Regions from separate parts of the Homo sapiens genome. Here region 2 is linked to region 1. Evidence: read pairs that join two places in POLR2A ChIA-PET (ENCODE). Cell type or tissue: OCI-LY7. All regions are shown on one strand.

Evidence for each region. ChIA-PET counts read pairs that join two places held together with the same protein. Peaks named below come from ENCODE experiments on the same cell type or tissue, not always from the same donor. Only the 100,000 strongest peaks of a DNase experiment are listed, where the experiment ranks them.
Region 2: POLR2A ChIA-PET joins it to region 1 with 6 read pairs; 6 of 35 experiments call an interaction of 5 or more read pairs at or near these places.

The regions. Positions count from the first base shown.
Region 1 is chr3:179,214,498-179,219,497 of GRCh38, reverse strand. It overlaps PIK3CA (phosphatidylinositol-4,5-bisphosphate 3-kinase catalytic subunit alpha), which reads right to left. Exons shown (of 21, transcript NM_006218.4): 10 at 1,164-1,288; 11 at 221-302. Among named protein-coding and RNA genes, the nearest start is that of KCNMB3, 34 kb to the left of the region's middle. In OCI-LY7, no CTCF peak of the experiment used is centred here; no DNase peak of the experiment used is centred here.
Region 2 is chr3:179,263,962-179,268,961 of GRCh38, reverse strand. It overlaps a transcript of KCNMB3 not described here. Among named protein-coding and RNA genes, the nearest start is that of KCNMB3, 15 kb to the right of the region's middle. In OCI-LY7, no CTCF peak of the experiment used is centred here; DNase peaks (open chromatin) are centred at 1,881 and 2,951; H3K4me3 peaks cover 1,208 bases; H3K27ac peaks cover 399 bases.

The DNA of each region.
Region 1 (5,000 bases):
CTTAACTTCTGATTTTAAAATTAGTTTAGATAAATAATCTCCTTAGAATTTACAGTTCTAATTAGTTTTATCTATGGAAATAATGTTAAGGGTGTTTTTTTCTACACTATATTACTATTAGTCTATTTCATTTATTTATGTGGACTTTCTGAGAGAAAACAATTTAAGTGACATACCAATTTGTACAACAGTTATCTAGTAATCTCAAACATACATTTACCTGGGCTACTTCATCTCTAGAATTCCATTTAACAGACAGAAGCAATTTGGGTAGAATTTCGGGGATAGTTACACAATAGTGTCTGTGTGGGAGAAACAAAATAAACATAAACATTCTTGCATGCTGTTCAAAAGGTTGACATGTCTAACTTCTCCATATGAATCTTCTTAAGAAGTCCCAAACTTCTTACATTACTAGCTTTTTTAAAATTCAAAAGACATCAGTGTTTAACACTATAGTTGGAAATATATTTACATATATACTTAGGCACAGTTATAATGGCAAAGAACACAAAAGGAAAATGCAAATGGATTATAAGTACTTACATTTAGTTAACAGTTAAGAAAAATTATGAATATATGTTATACCACTCTTCATATAGCTCATATTTTTCACCTACTTATGCAACATGAATGAATCATAGAGTCACCACTTCTACTGTAGTTACTGGACAAAATTTATGTCTTAATGGACTTTCTGCAGAAATGCACTGCAACTGGTTTATTTAAATATACCCGTATCACCAACAGCAGGGTAATTTCTTCATAAATGAAAATAAGGCATTATACTATTTGAAGAAACGTAAGAAAAAAGAAAAATGAAAGGGAACCCCTAAAAATTATAATATCTAGACCAACTAAATCACATCTAAATTGACCTAAAACTACTAGAATATTTTAAACAATCCTAAAGAAAGTCATATCAGGAATTCAGAGTAAGAAAAAGCATTTAATGTGCCAACTACCAATGTAGTATGATTTTCCACAAATATCAATTTACAACCATTGTTTTTAAAAAGGCAATGTTTATAGTTTAAAAATCATGTAAATTCTGCTTTATTTATTCCAATAGGTATGGTAAAAACATGCTGAGATCAGCCAAATTCAGTTATTTTTTCTGTAATAAAGAAAAAGAAACAGAGAATCTCCATTTTAGCACTTACCTGTGACTCCATAGAAAATCTTTCTCCTGCTCAGTGATTTCAGAGAGAGGATCTCGTGTAGAAATTGCTTTGAGCTGTTCTTTGTCATTTTCCCTTAATTCATTGTCTCTAGCTAGTCTGTTACTCTGTAAAATAAAATAATATCTTATATAGCTTTCTTTGTCATATTTTTCCCCTCTGGATTCACAGATGATTTACAGAAAAAGCAAATACATTTTCAATAAATTTTACATTGCTAATTAACTGTTGTAAAATAATTTATTTTCATTGCAAGACTTTATTTTCAGAGACAGGAAAGAACCAATCTAAGACATAATATTTGTAGAACAAATCCAGTAATTTATTTGGTTAATATTACACCAGTCACAGAATAGTAACTGCTGAAGTTAGCCAACAACAAGACCAGATTAGGATACTAGAGGATGGTAGTGAACAATTTACTTTTCCTCCTGATGAGGATCTTGTTAACTTATCTGTGAATGTTTTTGATATAGAGAATAAGAAACACTAAAATGATAAAAATGTAAACCCTTTCATGTTCTTTGCCTGAACAGATCCTTATGATCCCTGCAAAGCTTTCAAATTTAAAAAGTAAAAACCAGTAAGAAAAAAAGAATGAAGAAACACCCCCATTAAAACACTGTATCCTGAATATTAGAAAACGAAAAATAATATTTTTTTGTATAATTCCAAGCAATGTATATTCCCTGCAAATATAGATATATTAACTGTGTAATGAATAATGAGTACATATTAATGTATTATGCAAAACAAATATAAACCCCTTAGGATGGGTTACATATATTTTTAAAAGGCTAAAAATGAAAGCAGACATCCATGCCACTTGGTTTGTATGTGTTTATATGCTGTTAACTTATTCAGCAGCATGAAGAAATATTACCGGCACATATTTGTTCAACAAGTATTTATTAAATATGTACTATGTACCTTGTTTTGTTCTTGCTGTTGGGATTACAAAATAGTAAAAGACCCTGCACTAACAGAGCCTCTGTTATAGTGGGAAATCAAATAAATAAAAATATTGGAAAATTGATATAATGTACTCTGGATGATGTAACAGAGAATGACTGAGAACATAGTATTTGTGATTCAAGTAACAAGAAGGAACCTTTATCCACACTAAGATTTGGGAAAGACTATTGCAGATGGAGAAAACACTGCAAGCCTTCCTCCCACCCCGGAAATAACTAGTTTGGTGTGAAGGAATAAAGCCAGTGAGCCTGATGGGCAATAGACAAGGGAAAGAAGAAATGTAAGCTGAATTCAGACCACGTAAAATTTGCGAACAGGGTATAAAGTTGGGATTTTATTTTTATTGATAGCTATTTAAAGAATGAATACCATGATTTGATTTGTATTTCATAAAGATTATTATGGCTTCTCTGTGGAAGGAGGGAGAGGTTATTCCAGTAGTCCAGGAAAGAGATAATACATACTCAATCCTCGATTTATCAGGAAAAGAAGCTGCTACTGTTTATTTACTTATTTTTATTTGTTTACATTTTAAATATAAAATAACTTACAGAAGAATAAAGTGATGGGGAAAACAATTTTATTAGACATTTTAATAAGAATTTAAATATTATAAAACCAAATTCTTATCTACATTTTCCTGGTTTTGAAGATAAATATATCATTGTCAAACTAGAAACTACATTGTCAAAATGCAGTATTTTTGAAAATTCTGACGGCTCATAACTGTTGAAGGAAAGGCCATCTTTTTTCCTCTGTAATTACAAAACATTTCTACTCTATAAATGCCAATCAGAATGATCAACTCAAGGAGTTATTTTATTTCTATATCATCTTTTTCCTTCTAGTCACATTTGTATACACAGCTACCTTCGGCATTTGTCCATTTAGAAAGTGTATCAGGTAAATTTTTAACGTAGATTTAGAGGTTCAAGAAAATTTAAAAAAAAATTTTGGTGCATATAATAAAAGATGAAAAGAATACTGTAAAACAGGCTGTTCAGGTTCTTGTCACAAAATATTGTGTGATGAAGTCATTCTGGTGGAATGACTAACTGAATGTGAATACAAATTTCCTTTTTGTCTTTAGAAATACTATCAAATTTCCTTTTTGTTGTTAGAAATATATTCTTTACTCATCATTATCCTGAGTTTGAGAAGACTTAAGATAACTGAGAGACAGTTTAGGTGTTGTCATCTGACATTTCATTTATATAATAAACTTCACCATGATTAGAGTTTAGAGTAGTGGTTCTCAACTAGGGTGATTTTGTGTCCCCTTGACCACCCAGGAACCTTGGCTAATGTCTGGAGACATTTTTGATAGCCATAACTTAGCAGGATGGCACTACTGGCCTGCAGTAGGGTAGAGGACAGGGATGCTAAACATCCTGGATTGCACACACAGGATGGCTCCTACAACAAAGAATTATTTGGCGCAAAATGTCAATAGTGCTGAGGTTGGGAAACTCTGCTCTAGGCTGCTACTATCTATCTACATTCATATTATGATTTGTCTAATGCTTGTGAAATATCTTCCTTGGTCAGTTTTCATCTGTCATCATTCTGGGTGAAAAGTGAAAAATTCTGAATTCTCAAGTGTCCAATGAAAGCCTGAAAGAAACCAACCAACCAAACAAAAAAATTACAAAGACAGTGTCTGCAGACTTCTTCTATACTTCTGGAAAGATGATGCAAGACACTGGGCAATGCAATAAGAAAACTGAAGGATGATGTAACATCATGATTTACTTCACTATTTTATTGTCCTTCTAGGCTATTCTATCCTTCTTTTATATTTTCATATTATTTTAGTCTTTTTTAGCATAGTTGGAAATAATGAATATGGATGAAGTAATTTCTAGGATGATGAAATAGTAAAATATTTAAGATACAGAAAAACTAAGATTCCATGTCGTATCTTAGATTTACAAAAGTTTCCAATAGATACAAATTGTAACTGAAAAATAGAAGTTTTATTCTGCTATAAAATAAGCAAATTTCTTTTCTTTGAAATAAAATTTCTTTTAAGAAAGAATACAGTCATCAAATATCAATTCTTACAAAGAGAACTGCTCAAAAAAGAGACTCGTATCTTTTAAATGCAGAAAAATATATATGCAGAAAAGATAATTTGTTTTCCGAAAAGTAGTGGTAAACGCCTTACTGAGAACACAGCTATGAATCAATAAATTTCCTAAGTGCAATATACCAGGCTGCCTCTTGATGCTGCTGTTACTGTTAATGGGATAGGGGTGTTTTGGACTTCTTGGCCCAAAATTCATTGGCTGGTTTATCTATAGCCAACAAAGCCAAAGAAAAAGTAATATATTTGGAAACACCAATGAACACAAACATCTTCTCGTGGCATTGACATCTTTGCCCTTGAGAAATCAGGGAGAGTTAATGGTTCTTGAACCTAGATAATTATACTGTGGTTCAAAAGCTATGGCCAAGATTAGACAACTAGATCAATATTTAAATTCCATCTTACATACGCTCTTTCCTGGGGAACCTGGGATAACATGGTGAAGACCTGCTGTTTTCTCTGCTTCCAAGCTCAACTAACAATATATTTGTGCAGGTGTACCCTGTATTATTGTGCTTTGCTTTATCATACCTCACAGATATTGCATTTCCAACAAACTGAAGGTTTGTGGTGGTATCCCTATGTAAAGGAAGTCTCCTGGCACTATTTTTCCAAATGCATGGCTCATTTTTTGTCTCTGTGTCACATTTTGGTAATTCTTATAATATTTCAAGCTTTTCATTATTATTATATATTATGATGATCTGTGATCAAAGATCAGTGATCTTTGATGTTACTCTGATGCAGTTGGGGGT
Region 2 (5,000 bases), 49 kb before region 1:
ATAGCCTCTTTCATATATAGATCTCACAACAGTTTGTAGACACTAAGTTTTTCCATGCTCCTGCAACTCACACTGAGTTTTTATTTACTCCCTTTTTACTCTGGAAAAGCAGGGCAGGAAGTTTTTAAAGGGTTCCTTGCAGTTACAAAGCTAGAATTTGAACCCAGTGTCAAAGCCTCTGGGTCAGATTGGGAGGGGGCCCACGTTGTGAACTTGACAGTTAATTCATGGTTGCTGTTTTATGGAGCAGGAAGTGACCTTTAGTGACTCAGAGGAAGGAATAAGCTGAGGGAGGGTCCAGGAGACCAGAGGTACAGTGCCTGGCATCTCTTATCACTGCATTCTAAGTGGCTTAGCCTTGCTGTGTTCCTGAATGCACACATTGGGATTGCAACTCACACCGACCACTTTAGGTTCTTCTTGAGAGATAGGCTGTGAGTCCTGAATGGAGTGTGTGTGTGTAGGGGGCTTGGCTTTCAGGCCAAGAGTGGAGTGAGTGTGGTACTTGGTGGACAGAGAGGCCAGTTGGTTATCAAGTGAAGGGGCGTTAGGGAAAAAGTTCAGAGGGCAAAAAGCTATGTTGCTCCTTCTCACTTATTGTCCATGAGTATTTTCTTTTAAATGGAACCGGAATCATAAGATAAGAATGACCAGGAGGCTCTGGTAAAGGCAGGTGCAAGTTTTGTGTGACAAGATCCTCATGGACTAAAAAATGATCATATTTCTGAGGTTGAATCAAATACATAAAAGCAGCAGCAAATCACACACTTCTTCGAAGAGAGTTACCAAGTTGCAGGGGAAATTTATTAGCACAAATAAGTCTGAAAAGGAAAAGCTATCCATATATACAAGGTTAAGTTGGAAGAAGGAGGCAGAAAGAAGAAATTCCAGTTGTTATCATTATTTTTTATTCCAAATTGCATCTGTTCACTAAAATACTTCGGACTGGGTGCAGTGGCTTACACCTATAATCCCAGCACTTTGGGAGACTAGGCGGGCAGATCACTTGAGGTCAGGCATTCGAGACCAGCCTGGTCAACATGATGAAACCCTGTCTTTACTAAAAATACAAAAATTAGCCAGTCGTGGTGGCACATGCCTGTAATCCCAGCTACTCGGGAGGCTGAGGCAGGAGAATCGCTTGAACCTGGGAGGTGGAGGTTGCAGTGAGCCAAGATTGAGCCAGTGCACTCCGGCCTGGGTGACAGAGGGAGACTCCATCTCAAAAAAACCCAAACAAATATTTTATAAAATAGAAATAGAAAAATAATACAAATGAAAAGTCTATTAAGTATATATTTTTATTAAGCAATATTAAAATGACTGCAAGTAAGAGTTTATATAGCTATATGTACATGGATATTTATAGATGAGATTACGCTTACATTCTTGCCCACACCATCTTGGAAAATGTTAAGATAATATCGCCTTGACTGAAAAACATACAGCAAACATGGTCTCTTTGGCATTCTGTCATCCACATCTACAGGTGCCTGTAGCAATGTGTGGTACTATAATATAATGGTAATTGATGTTCCTAATTTGGGAGTGTGGAAAGATCCCCAAATGTCTTTTAAGTCATCAGAGAAAGATAAAATAATATTTGATACAGCTTTTCTTAAAATTTGAGATAATTTTAATGGCGAGTTATTTTATGGCCCTTTGTATCTTGAAAAATTGGGAAATCACATATGGTTTAAAAGCGAATTATCTTAATTGGAACATGCCATTAACTAGAAAACCCATTATTTCAGCTTGCACTCTAACAGACAATACGTGGAAAAGGAAACGCGGCCAGGGCAAAACATTTCCTCTTCTTATAAACCTTGAACTGAGTACGTCCCTCACCAATTATAGAGGGTCCCCTTGGGCCTCAGAACTTTCCACAAGCGTTGAGGTCTCTATGGCGATGCTCCCGGCTGCCGAGGCGGAAACACAGGTGATGAGGTGGCGGCAAGCACAGTGCAAAGAGAGAGAAGCAGCTTCGGCTGCAGCAAACCACGCAGGTCCTTCTTGATCATCTAGAACTGACCGCTCCGCCTTGCCAGGAGTCTGCAGAACCACGTGGCTAGCCTGCCTGAAGTTCTCACCTCTCCAGGAAGGCGGGGGGCTTCTAATGGCTGCAGCTGCGCTGGGGGCTGGGGGCTCCCGCTGGGACTCCACTTCCGTGGATGTCTAAGCTTCACCTTTCTTGCGCCCGCAGGGGCATGACTCAGGTGAAAGGGAGCCATTTTCTCAGACCCCTGGCCTCATGCAGCCCTTCAGCATCCCCGTGCAAATCACACTTCAGGGCAGCCGGAGGCGCCAGGGGAGGTAAGTCACTTCCGGAAGCTCTGCCGGTAGTGGGAATCTGGCTGAACAAGCAGTTGCAAGAAGAGGGGACATCTCGAGCTTGGGGAGTGAGTGTTTCCTTTTTCTCTGAGGATGCCCACTTGCCATGCCTCCCAGGGTACCCAGCAGGCTTCCCCAGTAGCACTCACATCACGGGGCTGCAGCCTTTCCTGTTGGCTCTATCCTCTAGGTTGCCAGTTCTTGGAGACTGGAGACCTTTTAAACTCACCTGTAGCTCCCCAGCACTGATCATAGCCCAGCCCATAGTTGGTGCTCAAGAATGATCTGTTGGTTGAATGAGGAATGAAGAAATTAGACCAGCATTTGGTCCCATTGGTGAAGCCCTGGAGTCACAGCCCTTGGATTCAAACCCAGCTCACCACTTAATCAGCCATATGACTGGGCAGGTCCCATTGGTGAAGCCCTGGAGTCACAGCCCTTGGATTCAAACCCAGCTCACCACTTAATCAGCCATATGACTGGGCAAGTCACTTAACTTCTCTGTTTGCCTCATCTCCTTATCTGTGAAATGCAGATAGTAAGAGCCCCTGCGTGTCTCAGCACAGTATACCACATCCTCTCTAAACTATACTGTTATACCGGGTATACGCTCTACACCTCCCTAAACTCTAGCCTTTTAGCTATTGTTATTACCCACCCTACTCTTCTCCTTAAAGGGGGAAGTGAGAGATTATTTTCAGGACCCGTTTTCTCCCCAGGGAAATGAAAAGCAAAGAAGCTGAAAGCCTCTAGTGACCTGCACCCCTTTTGCCTGCCCTAGGGTTGGGGCATGGGGCAGTCAATGTGGGAACCAAAATGGAGAGAAGAGTGATGCCTGAGGGTGTTGGACAAATGGGATACTAAAACCTTTTGTGCCAGGCGCGGTGGCTCACACCTGTAATCCCAGCACTTTGGGAGGCCGAGGTGAGTGGATCACCTGAGGTCAGGAGTTCGAGAGCAGCCTGGCCAACATGGTGAAACCCCGTCTCTACTAAAAATACAAAAATTAGCTGGGCATGGTGGTGGCGCGCCTGTAATCCCAGCTACTCAGGAGGCTGAGGCTGGAGAATTGCTTGAACCTGGGAGGAGGAGGTTGCAGTGAGCAGAGATTGTGCCATTGCACTCCAGCCTGGGCGACAAGAGCCAAACTCTGTCTCAAACAAAGAAAAACCTGTTGGGAGGGGTACATTTCAGAACCAGGTTCACTCACTATCTGGAAATATGCATGATTTATTATTGGCTCTAGTGGAGTTGGGAGCTGAGAATTGGAAAACATTAAAGATGGTAATGGTCATCATGTTACTCACTTCCATTATCACTTAACTGCACTCAGGGGTATTTGAGAGGGAGCATGAGGAGAGTGAGATACAGGAGTTTGGATAAGATGGGGGTTCAGGGAAGAAGGACCAGACAGACTACAGAGGAAAGAAAGGTGTTCTTCTCGCTAGACATGAACCAATTTTTTTGTGAACAGACAATTAAAATGAATTACTTTATGGCAAAAGATCAAATGACAAACATGCAAGCAAACAAGTTTTAGTGTCCCATACGTCACACAATTAACTAGATATAAAGGCAGTTGTGTTGTCATCAAAGCAAACTACTGTATCCCATTTTCATTTCTGAAATGCACAACTGAATTATTGCTATTTCCTCTTGCTGAACTTGATGAACTATGTTGACTTAACCTTATTTGCTGTTTCAAAATAAGTTGTTAAATAATGTTGTAATTAAAAAATAGAAGAGTAAAAATAATTACCAAGGGTCTCCTCTGTAACCAAAACGAATTACAGGGAAATATTAATATAGTGTACTTCATGTTTAGACATTCATTTCACATACACCCGTGAAATGAATGTCAGATGAATTATGAAGTTTTGATGAGCCACAGCATGTTTCTAAGGAATACTTCTTGCAAAAGTTTCAGTGCTGGAGGGAGAGGCTGCTGGCTTCTGTGGGGATCACACCCAGGTGAGTGTGTTCAGGCTGTTTGTAATTGAGTTTGCCTCAGGCTAAGCCAGAAGCTGCCTGTAGCCATGTGTCGTACTTGGGCTGGGTGGGAAAGTCAGTCCTATCTGCAGTGAAGAGAATAGAAGGTGGTGGATATTGCCTTGATTATGAATAAAACAGCTCAAGGTAATACACTGGTTAGAAGCGGACATGTATTACTGGCAGAAAAAGGAATCAATATGCTTTTTATCCATCTTCCTGACTAGAAAGCAAACTAGATCATACTTAAGTGCTTTGAGGTCCTTGGATGAAAGATGCTTGTAAATACAACAAAGTTAATTACAAGGCTGTTTATGGTCTGAGAAAACTGGAAACAACCTAATAATATTCAATAATAAGGAAATGGTTAAGGAAATATGGCATATCTAATTGATGGAACATTATGTAGCCAATAGGATTACAAAGAATTGTTAATGACATGGGAAAGTGCTTATTATGTTAAGTGAAAAAGATAAGATTAACAAAAAAATCTCAAATCATATCTAATGTGATCTCATTCTGTTTAAAACAATATAGGCCAGGTGCGGTGGATTATGCCTATAATCTCAGCACTTTGGGAGGCCGAGGCAGGTGGATCACCTGAGGTCAAGATTTCGAGACTAGCCTGGCCAACATGGTGAAAACCCGTTTCTACTAAAAACAAAAAAATTAGCTGGGCG